Regions from separate parts of the Homo sapiens genome. Here region 1 is linked to region 2. A link is an interaction called in ENCODE POLR2A ChIA-PET data of the cell type or tissue named here. Cell type or tissue: Panc1. All regions are shown on one strand. Links, peaks and the distances in the headings refer to the core of each region. The heading gives the core; the rest is flanking DNA. Region 1 overlaps RYR1 (ryanodine receptor 1). Region 2 has its middle 8.6 kb from the start of ACTN4.

Region 1 (2,911 bases), core at 182-2,681, 82 kb after region 2:
TTAATTTTTTGAGACAAAGTCTGTCTCTACTACCTAGGCTGGAGTGTAATGGAGTGATCATGGCTTGCCATAGCCTCGACCTCCTGGGCTCAAGTGATCCTCCCGTCTTAGCCTTCCAAGTTGGGACCACAGGCATGCACCACCATACCCAGCTAATTTTTTAAACAGTTTTTTTGTAGAGACAAGGTCTCATTATGTTTTCTAGGCTGGTCTTGAACTCCTGGGCTCAAGCGATCCTCCCACCTCAGCCTCCCAAAGTATCGAGATTACAGGCATGAGTCATCGTGCCTGGCTAGTATTTTATTTTATTTTATATTTTATTGTATTATTTTATTTTATTTTTGAGAGAGTCTCACTCTGTTGCCCATGCTGGAGTGCAGTGGTGCAATCTCGGCTCACTGCAACCTCCGCCTCCCGGGTTCAAGCGATTCTCCTGCCTCAGCCTCCCGAGTAGCTGGGAATACAGGCATGCACCACCATGCCTAGCTAATTTTTGTATTTTTATTTCTTTTTTTTGAGACAGAATTTCGCTCTTGTCACCCAGGCTGGAGTGCAATGACGCGATCTTGGCTCACAGCAACCTCCCCCTCCTGGGTTCAAGTGATTCTCTTGCCTCAGCCTCCCAAGTAGCTGGGACTTCAGGCATAGGCCACCATGCCTAGCTAATTTTTGTATTTTTTGTAGGGACAGGGTTTGGTTTCGCCATGTTGCCCAGGCTGCTCTCTGTCCCTCTTGTTCCCATTTTTCAGCCTTTCCATTTACTGTCCCCTTTGCCTGGGACACCACAGCCTCGCTGAGTCATATGGTATCTTTCAACTCTCAGCTTCGCTGTCCCCTCCTGCAGAAGGCCTTCCGCCACCAGCCGGTTTACAGGGCTTACCACACCCTGCTCACTCCCACACCCTTCAGACCACAGATTATAACCTGCAATTACTTCGTGTATTTCGTTATTTGCATCTGCCCCTTCCCACTGGACTATCAGCCCCCACAGTGGGCTCTCTGTTTTGTTCACTGCTGTACCTTCAGGACCAGGGCAGTGCCTGACACACAGTAGGTACTCATACTCATTTGTCAAGTGAAGGAAGCATCATGAAAACTAAGAGGCTGGGCGCCGTGGCTCATGCCTATAATCCCAGCACTTTGGGAGGCTGAGGCAGGAGAATCGCTTGAACCTGGGAGGCGGAGGTTGCAGTGAGCCGAGAGCATGCCACTGCACTCCAGCCTGGGTGACAGAATGAGACTCTGTCACAAAAAAAAAAAAAAAAAAAAGAAATGAGACTATCGCCATTTTGCAATCTCTAATGAATGAATATGTCTGAGTGTTGAGCAGAAACAGCTGCTGGCATCTGGAAAGGAGGTGCCTCCTGGTGGAGGTATACAGTAGCCCCACATAGGAAGGTTCTGGCTAAAAAACTCCTTACACCCAAATCTGAATCTGCTCGAACTTTGGCTGAGTCCCACTTTGGAGGAAACCCAGGGGACACAGGAACACATGAAATGACACCACAAGGACGCATTGGTCAGGTCCAGACTATGGGAAGCTCTACAACTAGGACAGCACTATCCACTGATAGACTTAGTGTGAAAAAAGAATGAAAAATGTCGAGCTAATCATTTTTTAGATTGATTATGGCCAGGCACAGTGGCTCTTGCCTGTAATCCCAGCACCTTGGGTGGCTGAGGAGGGTGGATTGCTTGAGCACAGGAGTTTGAGACCAGCCTGGGCAACATGGCAAGACCCCATCTCTATAAATAAATAAACAGGATTGATTCCATGTTGAAATAATATCCTGAGTGTACTAGATTATGTGTAGTGTTTCATTTTACTTTTTTTTTTTTTTAACAGAGTCTTGCTCAGTTGCCCAGGTTGAAGTACAGTGCCATGAACATGGCTCACTGCAGCATTAACCTCCAAGGTTCAAGAGATCCTCCTGCCTCAGCCTCCCCAGTAACTGGGACTACAGATATGCACTACTACACCTGGTTATTTTTTAAAGTTTTTATAGAGATAGGGTTTTGCTGTGTTACGCAGGCTGGCTCAAACTCCTGGCCTCAAGTGATCCTCCCGCCTTGGCCTCCCAAAGTGCTGGGATTACAGGCACGAGCCACCATGCCGGTCCTCTTTTTACTTTTTAAAAAACATGGCTATTAGAAAATTTAAAATTATGGTGACTCACGCCTGTAATCCCAGCACTTTCGGAGGGTGAGGAGGGCAGATCACTTTAGGCCAGGAGTTTGAGACTACCCTGGCCAACATGGCGAAACCTTGTCTCTACTAAAAATACAAAAATTAGCCAGGTGTGGTGGCGCATGCCTGTAATCCCAGCTACTCAGGAGGCTGAGGCAGGAGAATCACTTGAACCTGACAGGTGGAGGTTACAGTGAGCTGAGATTGCCCCACTGCACTCCAGCCTGGACAACAGAGTGAGACCCTGTCTCAAAAAAAAGAAGAAAATTTAAAAATATACATATTGCTCATATTGTATTTCTGTTGGACAGTAAAGATCTGCAGGACTGGATCTCCAGGAGATAAATTGCAAGGAAAAAGAAAAGATAATAGAGGGGAAGCAAGAGATGAAAGATGATTTTAAAAAGTATCAGCCAATTGCAATGGGTGGCCCTTGTTTGGATTCTGATTTAAAGAAGCTACAAAAAATCCTGATAGTTACATGAAAGTTATGAGATTTGGAAATTTGCACACTCACTAGATATTTGATGATTTAAAGGACTGTGACTTTTTTATTTGTACTGTTTTATTTTGGGTTAGGAGTGATGACATTGTGGTTTGTTAAATAAAAGGAACGTCTTTTAAGGCCACACACACATACACACACACGTGCGCACACACACATGCATTTTTTTTTTTTTTTTTTTGAGGCAGGGTCTCACTCTGTTGCTCAGGCTGGAGTGG
Region 2 (2,911 bases), core at 138-2,637:
AAAAAGGTCATTTCCTCTTCCCTTGCAGAGCAGCCATGGCCAATTGTGCAGGTTGTATCCTGCATAAGGGCACCTGCCAAGTGGGTAACTGGGAGTTGTCCCCACCCAGAAGGGGTGCCTTTTGCTAATGTGCCCAAGTTCATGGGTGGTAGAGGCATCCCAGTCCTTTTTATTATTATTTTTTTGAGGCAGTTTCGCTCTTGTTGCCCAGGCTGGAGTGCAATGGCGCGATCTCGGGTCACTGCAACTTCTGCCTCCCGGGTTCAAGCGATTCTCCTGCCTCACCCTCCCAAGTAGCTGGGAATACAGGCGCCCGCCACCACGCCCGGCTAATTTTGTATTTTTAGTAGAGACGGGGTTTCACCATGTTGGTCAGGCTGTTCTCAAACTCCTGACCTCAGGTGATCTGCCTACCTCGGCCTCCCAAAGTGCTGGGATTACAGGCATGAGCCACTGTGCCAGGCCTCCCAGTCCTTTTTATCCCAGTGAGCTGCAGAGGCACACTTTTGTTCAGTCCCCAGGATTTAGGCACTCCCTGGCTACTGGGGCCCTGCTGAGGTCTGGGCCCCAGGGCAAGGGGTGTCTGCTCCCACAGGCAGGGCCCTCTGAGGAATGCTGGCTGTGAGTGCACACAGGGAGGTCAGGCCGGCTGGCAGCTTGGGTACCACAGCTGCCCTCTCCAAGGCAACGCTTATGCACACCAGCATCCATCAATAAATCACCAAGGGGCAGCTGCCAGTCTACTCTAAGTAATGAACATCTATTAGGGCATTTCTTTTCCTTTTTTGGAGACAGGGTCTTGCTGTCACCTGGGCTGGTGTGCAGTGGTGCAATCATAGCTCATTGCAGCCTCAAACTCCTGGGTAGCCAGGACTACAGGCACATACCACTGTGCCTGGCTAATTTTTACTTACTTACTTTTTTTTTTTAATTTATTTTTTTGAGACGGAGTCTAGCTCTGTCGCCCAGGCTGGAGTGCAGTGGTGCGATCTCAGCTCACTGCAAGCTCCGCCTCCCGGGTTCATGCCATTCTCCTGCCTCAGCCTCCAGAGTAGCTGGGACTACAGGCGCCTGCCTAATTTTTTTGTAGTTTTAGTAGAGACGGGGTTTCACCGTGTTAGCTAGGATGGTCTCGATCTCCTGACCTCGTGATCTGCCCACTTCGGCCTCCCAAAGTGCTGGGATTACAGGCGTGAGCCACCGCGCCTGGCCAACTTACTTATTTTTGAGACAGGGTCTCACTCTGTTACCCAGGCTGGAGTGCAGTGACGCCATCTTGGCTCACTGCAACCTCTGCCTCCCAGGCTCAAGTGATCCTCCCACCTTAGCCTCCAGAGTAGCTGGGATTACATGTGTGTACCACCATGCCTGGCTATTTTCTTTTGTAGTTTTTTGTAGAGACAGGGTTTCACCATGTTGCCCAGACTCGCCTCGAACTCCTGAGGTCAAGCAATCCATCTGCCTTGGCTTCCCAGTGTTGGGATTACAGGCGTGAGCCACTGTGCCTGGCCAGGCCCAGTTAATTTTAAAACTTTTATAGGAACAGGGTCTCGCTTTGTTGACCTGGTCTCGAACTCCTGGCTTTCAGCAATCCTCCTGCTGCAGCCTCCCACTGTTGGAATTACATGCATGGACCGCCATGCCCAACCTGAGCTAATTTTTACTTTTGCGTAGAGGGATTCCAGTCATCCTCCTCCCTTAGCCTCCCAAAGTGCTGGGATTACAGGCATAAACCAGCCTCTACTGGGTCTTTTTAATTCCTGCATTCCCCCAACCCCCTAGCCCTCCAGGCAATATGCTCACAGGGGAAAAGCACTGCCTAAGGGCCACTGGGAGTGCCCCAAATTCCTCAGGTAAGAAGGGAATGAACATGTAAGGTGAGTCAGGTCTCCTGTCAGGTAACACTAACCAGGGGAGCGGCATGCGACTTGGAAAGAATGGTGTGGCTGAAGGAGCTGTCTACCTATGACACCTTGAGAGGAAAAAATATATATATACTAATTTTCTCATGAAGTCTCTCCATACAGAATAGTACTGAGGACTAGCTTGCAACCTTGGTGACAAACACTTCTGAGCCTGAAATTAACAATGGCTTATATTTTCTTTTTTGAGACAGGGTCTGTCACCCAAGCTGGAGTGCAGTGGTGTGATCACAGCTCACTGCAGCCTTGACCTCCTGGGCTCAGGTGATTTGCCGACCTCAGCCTCCTAAATAGCTGGGACTACAGACACGCGCCACCATGCCTAGCTATTTAAAATAAACTTTTTGGTCAGGCGCGGTGGCTCACGTGTGTATTCCTAGCACTTTGGGAGGTCGAAGCAGGGAGACTGCCTGAGCCCAAGAGTTCGAGACCAGCCTGGGCAACACGATGAAACCCCATCTCTACTAAAATACAAAAAAATTAGCCGGGCGTGGAGGTGTGTGCCTGTAGTCCCAGTTACTTGGGAGGCTGAGGCAGAAGAATTGCTTCAACCTGGGAGGCAAAGGTTGCAGTGAGCTGAGATCGCGCCACTGCACTCCAGCCTGGGCGACAGAGTGAGACTCTGTCTCTAAAAAAAAAAAAAAGAAAAAGAAAAAGAAAAAAAAAAAATATATATATATATATATATATATATATTGAGACGGAGTCCCACTCTGTCGCCCAGGCTGGTCTCAAACTCTGGCCAAGCAATCCTCCTGCTTTGGCCTCCTAAAGTGTTGGGATTACAGGCGTGAACCACTGCACCCGGCCTGTGGCTCACATTTTCTAAGAGCAAGGACAGGACAGGACAGGCCCCAATCTCAGGCCTTTACTGGCAAGGGCCGGAGAAACCCTCACAGGTTTCAGAAGGGTGCATTATTCTTCCCCTTCTGCAGATGAAGAAACTGAGAATTAGAGAGGCACAATCCCGGCTGGGCGCGGTGGCTCAC

The links. ChIA-PET counts read pairs that join two places held together with the same protein. Peaks named below come from ENCODE experiments on the same cell type or tissue, not always from the same donor. Only the 100,000 strongest peaks of a DNase experiment are listed, where the experiment ranks them.
Region 1: POLR2A ChIA-PET joins it to region 2 with 18 read pairs; 16 of 35 experiments call an interaction of 5 or more read pairs at or near these places.

What each region holds. Positions count from the first base shown.
Region 1 is chr19:38,555,410-38,558,320 of GRCh38, reverse strand. All of the region lies in intron 89 of RYR1 (ryanodine receptor 1), which reads right to left. Among named protein-coding and RNA genes, the nearest start is that of MAP4K1-AS1, 39 kb to the left of the region's middle. RefSeq lists an enhancer at 840-1,029. In Panc1, for the core only: no CTCF peak of the experiment used is centred there; DNase peaks (open chromatin) are centred at 869 and 1,390.
Region 2 is chr19:38,637,594-38,640,504 of GRCh38, reverse strand. No RefSeq gene overlaps it. Among named protein-coding and RNA genes, the nearest start is that of ACTN4, 8.6 kb to the left of the region's middle. RefSeq lists enhancers at 1-840, 2,721-2,911. In Panc1, for the core only: no CTCF peak of the experiment used is centred there; no DNase peak of the experiment used is centred there.